Regions from separate parts of the Homo sapiens genome. Here region 1 is linked to region 2. Evidence: chromatin contacts called from ENCODE Hi-C or POLR2A ChIA-PET data. All regions are on one chromosome and are shown on one strand. The core of a region is the stretch at or near the end of the contact, and the rest is flanking DNA. Distances in the headings are between cores, read along the strand shown. Region 1 overlaps GMEB2 (glucocorticoid modulatory element binding protein 2). Region 2 holds the start of PTK6 (protein tyrosine kinase 6).

Region 1 (3,530 bases), core at 220-2,719, 53 kb after region 2:
ACTCAGGGTCCTCCCGGGACATGCCCTGTTGGAGACGGCAGGAGGCCTGGGCTGGCTGCTCCCTGAGATGCCTGCCCCAGGACCCTGGCCTGGAGGGGCCTCAGCCTGGTCTTCCTTGTGAGTCCAAGGCCAGGTCTCAGGACAGCCACAGACAGCCCTTCCAGACAGGCTCTGGGCTCCACCTTCGGCAGCTGCCCTGAGCAGCCCACCCGGGGCAGCCTCCTGAACACCCAGGGGCTCTCCCTTGGACAGAGACCACCAAGGGCCAGCCCAGGGGCTGCATGGGGGCCGGGGGCCAGGGAGCCAAGGGCTGTTCCGTGGCCAAGCAGCCCAAGCTGAAGGGCCCACATGGGAATCCTCGACCTCCATAGTGACTGGTTCTGTTTATGCCTCTGCCCCAGGACTGAAGCCCTAGGGACACACCTCATGGATCTCAGACCCCTGGGAGGGGCCGGCTCAGGGACAGGCTGCCCAGGACCTCCGCACCCGGTCAAGTGCACTCACAGGGGCTCAGGGGCCACCCAAAGAGCTAACTCGGGAAGCCTAGGCACTCACCATTATTTTGGTTGAAAATGCTATAAATCTGACTCTTCCTAGAAGCCTACTAAGCAATTCACTTAAAAACACCCTCAGTACATGTGCAACAATGCCTGGACCACGCCTCGTCTGTGCGGCCCCTGGGCCACCTGAGCACCGGCTGGGGGCGGGGGAGGCAGGCACCCATCAGGATCTGCACCCCAAGCTCCGGGTGCATGTTCCCAACTGGAGGAGAACGGGGCGCCAGCCACACTAAACCTACAGAAAACTGTGGGAAGAAACCAAATCCATAGGATCCAGAGGTTTCACACTTGGGCTTAGCTCCCAAGTCATGAGTTAGTAACGTCCCCAGGGACCTGGCTGGGTGCAGACATGGGGGCCTCGTGACCTGCTGCACCGCGTCCAGCACCTGCAGGGTCGCGCTCGGCACCTGGCTCTGCTTCCTCTGTCTCTGCTGCACCCAGGCTCCCCCTAGCCCCCGCCCACCTGGCTCCTGATCAAGGCCCAATGTGTAAACAGTATTAATAAGCAACAGATGGAAAAATATATTTCCCAAGAAAAAAGGGGGAGGAAACGTGGGACCTGAAGACCGATTTTCCAGGTTGCTCTCGCTGTTCTGTCCCCTTCTCTCTTCTCGTGATTTGTTTTGGCGATTCCTCTCTTTGGTTCTGCAGACCACGTGACCCACCTGCCCGAGCCAGCCCTGCGGCCTCTGCCCGCTCCCTGCTGCCGCGGCTGAGAGACAGCCAGCCCTGTCCGTCCCAGGGGCCTCGCCCTCCTGTCGGCTACTTCCGCTCGTGGTCCTCTGCCATGGCAGCCACCTCAATGGTGGCCGTGTGCTCCTCAGGCCCGGGGGCAGCCCCTGCGGGCACTGTCACAATTGTGCTGGAGCCAGGCGAGGCCTGGGCCACGTTCTGCAGGGTGGGGCCCAGGCCAGGCAACGTGAGCAGCTGTAGCGGGCTGACCACCTTGAACACCGTGCTACCGTCCTGCACGGCGGCCGTGCTCAGGACCGTGAGGCTGGACGCGTCCGGGTGGATCTCCACTGTGCTGGGGTAGGTGGAGCCGGAAGAGGCCAAGACTGTGTATCCCCCGAGCAGCGGGGAGGCCGGGGAGCTGGCGGGGGGCGCCTGAAGGGAACCCTTGCCCAGGACGGTGGACGGCAGGGTGGACACCACTTTACCAAGGGGCACGCTGGTCAGCTGGGGGACGGGCACGCCCGGGCCAAGCGCCAGCTGGGCAGACTGGGTGAGCACCTGCGAGGCCATGGCGGCCGGTCCTGATGTGGCACGTGCAAGCCGGGGCCGCTTCACAGGCGGTGGCAGGGAGACCGGCGTCAGCGTCATGAGCACGTTGCTGAGGTGCTGGGACTTGTGCTTCAGCTCCTTGGCTCGGCGACGATGCTCATCACACTGCTGCTCCAGGGCTGCAGGGAGGTACAGATGGCATCACACAGGGGACGGGGGCATGGATGGCGGCATGCAGGGGATGGGGGCAGACACGCCACACCATCTGGGTGGCCCCTGGGTCAGTGGCAACCCAGGTCTGCTCACCTGATGCCACAAACCCAGATGACCACATGGCCGCCAAAGGTGAGGTCTGTGGGAGACGGGGCCCAAGATGGCCCTCGGGGTAGACACCAGCCTGTGCTGACCCAGGGTCTGCACTGACCCGGGGCCTGTGTGCAAGCGTGGCAATCCCGTCTCAGACCCTCCTGCACTGACCCAGGGCCTGCGTGCAAGCGTGGAAATGCCGTCTCAGATCCCCGCATGAGCTTTCACACACCCAGCGTGGAAAGTTGCTCTTGTGACATATTAAGAGAGAGAGGAGGAAAAGCAGCACATGTGGCACATGTGTTTAAACATAAACATGCACACACACATGCAGAGTGCACACACACAATGAACACAAACAGTGAACACACAAAGTGAAGAGTGAACACACAGTGCACACACACTGAATACACACACACTGAACACAGTGAACACACACACTGAATACACACACATTGAACACACAGTGAACACGCAGTGAACACACACACACTGAACACACACACAGTGAACACACAGTAAGCACAGACCCCAAGAGGAGCATGGAGGAAACGCACCAATATCAGGGGCTTGAGCTCTGAGCGGGGTCAGGACCAGCCCTTCCCATTCTCTGTCATTGTTTTTTTTTGAGACAGGGTCTCGCTCTGTCACCCAGACTGGAGTGCAGTGGTGTGATCTCAGCTCCCTGCAACTTCCACCTCCTGGGCTCAAGCAATTGCCTGCCAGCCTCCCGAGTAGCTGGGATTACAGGCACACACCACCATGCCCAGTTTTGTTTTGTTTTTTTCAGCAGAGATGGGGTTTCACCACGTTGGCCAGGCTGGTCTCAAACTCCTAGCCTGAAGTGATCCGCCCGCCTCGGCCTCCCAAAGCGCTGGGATAACAGGCGTGAGCCACCGCGCCTGGCCTCTGTCATTTTCTCTTAAATAACTACTTGGTTCATCACAGAAATGCCGGTAAATGTAAGCTTAGTGCAATGGAGAGGTCTGACTACCTCACTTAAGCTTCAGGTTGTTTTCCTCGCACAACAGCAGTGCGGAGAAGCTCGCCGTGGTGGCGGTGACTCCAGGAAGTGCAGGTGGATGCACAGCCGTGGGGTGAGCCCGTGGGCTCCAGGTCCTCAGCCTACCGCCCAGGGGACGGGACGGGGGTGGTCTCAGCATACCTGCCAGGTCCCGGGCGTACTGCTCCCGCGAGCGGTCCATCTGGCACTTGTGGCTGGCCAGCACCTTCTTCACCAGGTCCAGCATGCCGAAGTTCTGCACGATGTTGTTGAGAAGTACAGCATCTTAAAGGGTAACGCGGACACTCAGTGAGAGCCCAAGCCCTTCCTAGAGAGCCACGCGGACGCTCGGTGAGAGCCCGGGACCTTCCTAGAGAGTCACGTGGACGCTCGGTGAGAGCCTGGGCTCTTCCTAGAGAGTGAGAACACCACCACTG
Region 2 (3,542 bases), core at 624-3,123:
ACGCACGCACACACAGCCACTCGCGCGCACTAACTCCCGGCTGCGGGGTGTGGGCCAGCCCTGGACTGTGGACTTCCAGGTGGAGCTTGCAGAAGCTCCAGGTGACCTGCGCCCTTTGTGTGTCTGACTCCCTCAGGTCACTGGAACACAAACCCCACACAGAAGACCACGGCCCAGCATGGAGCCCCTGGGGTCCACCCCCTCCACTTCCGCACACCTGGAAGCACTGCCCCACCTGCCCCTCCAACCACCTGGCCTCCCGCCCCCCCCCTCACCTGGCCTCCCGCCCCCTCCTCACCTGGCCTCCCGCCCCCTCCTCACCTGGCCTCCCGCCCCCCCCCTCACCTGGCCTCCCGCCCCCTCCTCACCTGGCCTCCCGCCCCCTCCTCACCTGGCCTCCCGCCCCCCCCTCACCTGGCCTCCCACCCCGTCCTCACCTGGCCTCCCGCACCCCCCTCACCTGGCCTCCCGCCCCCCCCTCACCTGGCCTCCCGCCCCCTCCTCACCTGGCCTCCCGCCCCCTCCTCTCCTGGCCTCCCGCCCCCTCCTCTCCTGGCCTCCCGTCCCCTCCTCTCCTGGTCTCCCGCCCCCCCCACCTGGCCTCCCGCCCCCCCTCACCTGGCCTCCAGCCCCCCCCACCTAGCCTCCCGCTCCCCCCCCCACCTGGCCTCCCACCCCCTCCTCACCTGGCCTCCTCCCCACTTCTCACCTGGGCGAGTTCTCAGGACTCAGGGTCTTTGCACCTGGGAGCTGACCAGCCTCCGGCCAGACCCCACCCCTGCACCCCTGCTCACTAACGAGGTCGTGGGTCTGCGCGTGACCCTGCTAACGAGGTCGTGGGTCTGCACGTAATAGAGGGGTCTCCACCATGGGCCCCTGCCCGACGGCCTCTTTACAGCCTCCCCTGCTTGTTGCTTGGGTCCCCCGGGAGCTAACCCTACACAGCCTGTGACTCACGCACACACACAGTGGGTGCCCAATCACTGATGAGAAACGCGGGATCTCAGGAGCGTGACCCTCCTCAGCCTGAGCTCCGGGCAGCTGTGGAAGCCAGGGCCAGGCCACACCAGCTGCTGTCTGGTTCCCCGCAGGGCACAGCAGGCAGGAAGTTTGCCCGGCAGCCGGCCCGCTCCCCTAACTAGGTCGTGTGTCTGGTTCCGGCACTTTGGAAACTGGGCAAGCTTCAAGCTTCGTTTCCCCCAAAGGCCCTGGAACGCTCCGACAGACCTTGTCACTGGCCACCGGGCCCCAGAAGTCCACCCTGGACCCTCTGTCCTCCCTGGGTCCCGGCAATGCAGCGTCCACCCCCGAGCTGTGACAAGGATGAGCCCAAGGCAGGGGCCGTGCCCTCTGACCCCCGTGCTCCAACTCCCGCAGGGACAGTCCTGGGCACTCCTGGGCGCCAGCGCATGGGGCCTGCAGGGAGGATCAAGCGGGATGCCCAGCCTGGACTTTGGGGTGCAGGAAGATGGAACCGGGGTCCCCACCTTCTTGGGCCTCCCTGAGCAGCCCAGAGCCCTGTCCCTCCCCTGTGCCTAGAGGGTGGCCTGTGCCAAAGCTCCCAGCAGCCTAGGACACGCACGGTTCCGACTCCACCGTCTCCCTCTCGGCCAGGTAGTTGTGGGGCACATAGCCCTGGGCCACGGCCCCACCCGCCTCGTCCAGCAGCGTGGCCCACCACCACTGCTCCTCCTTCCTGGCCACGTGGAAGACGTCCCCCGCGCGGAAGCTCAGCTCCTCGTCCGTCCGGGACTTGAAGTCCCAGAGGCCCACATACTTGGGGCCCAGGTGAGCCTGGTCCCGGGACACCATGGCGGGCGGGCGCAGCGGCAGGACCAGGCTGTGGCCCAGCTGGAGCACCCAGAGCTGGGCGTGGCAGGCGGGCCGTCCCACTTCCTCATGACAGGCCGGGAAGCAGCCACACCCAGCACCCACAGGCGCTCCAGAGCACCCCGGCTCCTCCTGAGGGCCCAGCCGGCCCCACAAGTCCTCAGGCCCACTGGGGCCCATCTGAGCACTTAGCGCCCGCACTATGGGAACCCACTGGGCAAGCACCGCCAGGGCCGGCCTGAGCGCAGGAGAGGGGGAGGAGGACCTCCCGGTTGGGGCTTCTTGGGGGTCCAACTTATGGACACTCAGGCACTCAGGGAAGCCAACGGCCCTCTGGGAACAAGCCTCGCAGCCTGAGGGCAGGAAGGTGAGGGCTGCAGGCGCTGCCTTCCCAACCCTCAGAGCTGCGGGGGCACAGGTGGGGGCCGCCTCTCTCCCCGCTTCCGGCAGCTTCCCCTCCACCCGTCGGTGCCCTCACCCAGCCCCAGACTCCACCCCTGAGCACAGGGCCCAATGTCAGGAGCTGCTGTGGGCAGGCGTCCTGAGAGCGGCCTCATGGGCAGGCCCGCCCTCGGGTAAGGGCCAAGCAGGGAAGAGGGAGTGGAATCAGGGCAGCGACAGCTGTGTGGGTCGGCCCGGAGGACTTCCCGGAAGAGGAGGGCCCGAGGGTTTTGGGGGATCCCCGGGGAGGCAGAGCCAGGGGCACCCACGGCTGAAGAAACGGGCACTGCCTTCCTCCACACGGACGCCAGGGGGCAGGCAAGGACCGTGAGTGCGGCCTGGAAGCGCCCATGGCGCTGGGGCCCAAGGCCACAGGTCCCTCCCAGGCAGCCCCTCCCGCCTCCAGCCTCTGCCTCCTCCTGTCCAGCCCGCAGGACCCCTGCCCCCTTCCAGCTGGCCTCCCTTCTCCCGACTCATGCCTGAGTGAGCCCTGCCGTGACCCCCACCTGCACCCGACGGCCGCCTGCCCCCCAGCCCCTGAGACTCGGGACACCCCCTCCCTGGAGGCCCCTCCCCGCCCCACCCTCCCACTGACCCTACTGTGTCCACCCGGGAGCTCCAACCCAGGGACCTGGACTGGCAGCCACAAGGGGGCAGGAAGGGGCGGGAAGGGAAATTCAAAGTCTGCAAGGGGTGGTAAGGAAAGTCCCTAAACTGCGTATTTCAACTTTTATTTTTATTGCAAAGAGAAATAATGGCACCTTCCACTCATTGTTTTGAGATTAAGAACAATAATCTGGATTATTTAACAGGCTCATAGATTTCTGGGCAGCCCAGCTCAGCGCTGACCAAGGTGGGGAGGGGCAGCGGGGTGCCGGCCTGGGCAGTGTCCCTCAGGCCCTCCCAGCTCTGTCTGGGGTCGGTTGGGGAGGATGCAGGGGGAGGGGTGGGGGGTGGGGAATGCGGAAGGAGGGTGCCGGGGCACCTGGCCGGGCAGCGTCCCTCAGAGCCCGGCCAGACTCTGGGCCCGTGAGTCTATGTCCAGGAAGCCTCGAGTATCCCTGAGTTCGGACGTGCAGGACTTTCAGTCTAAGCCACACCAGGAGGCAGGAACGTCCCCAGCCCCTCCCAGATACCCAGGAGCACCAAACCTGTTCAGCTGGTGGCTGGCGAGATGCCTAGGAGGGCACAGGTGCCACAGACACACCTGGTCCCCTTAATCCCAGTGGCGGCTGCAGAGAGCACAGAGGGCGAGGCCTTCTGTGCCAGAG

Evidence for each region. A loop is a pair of places that touch in the nucleus more often than their neighbours do. ChIA-PET counts read pairs that join two places held with the same protein, here RNA polymerase II (POLR2A). Pooled maps may share reads with other maps.
Region 1: a map of Panc1 shows a loop between it and region 2 (11-fold over the local background). The contact joins the enhancer-like site here to the promoter of PTK6 in region 2. A Hi-C loop is called at or near these places in 11 of 168 maps with a recorded cell type or tissue (CD4-positive, alpha-beta T cell, CD8-positive, alpha-beta T cell, Caco-2 and 7 more), 7 of 37 single-sample maps with no recorded cell type and 11 of 50 pooled maps. POLR2A ChIA-PET finds 5 or more read pairs at or near these places in 10 of 52 experiments (B cell, Caco-2, HepG2 and 6 more).

Annotation. Positions count from the first base shown.
Region 1 is chr20:63,588,767-63,592,296 of GRCh38, forward strand. It overlaps GMEB2 (glucocorticoid modulatory element binding protein 2), which reads right to left. Exons shown (of 10, transcript NM_012384.5): 9 at 3,256-3,378; 10 at 1-1,963. The coding sequence ends at 1,323. Among named protein-coding and RNA genes, the nearest start is that of HELZ2, 16 kb to the left of the region's middle. RefSeq lists an enhancer at 1,562-1,731. Within about 2 kb of position 1,470, at least 2 of the 41 ENCODE cell types and tissues checked have a DNase peak (open chromatin) inside an H3K27ac peak, as active enhancers do.
Region 2 is chr20:63,535,503-63,539,044 of GRCh38, forward strand. PTK6 (protein tyrosine kinase 6) reads right to left here and starts at 1,874. Exons shown (of 8, transcript NM_005975.4): 1 at 1,583-1,874. The coding sequence starts at 1,812. It overlaps SRMS (src-related kinase lacking C-terminal regulatory tyrosine and N-terminal myristylation sites), which reads right to left. Exons shown (of 8, transcript NM_080823.4): 8 at 2,987-3,542. RefSeq lists an enhancer at 1,973-2,062 and silencers at 2,183-2,332, 2,663-2,932.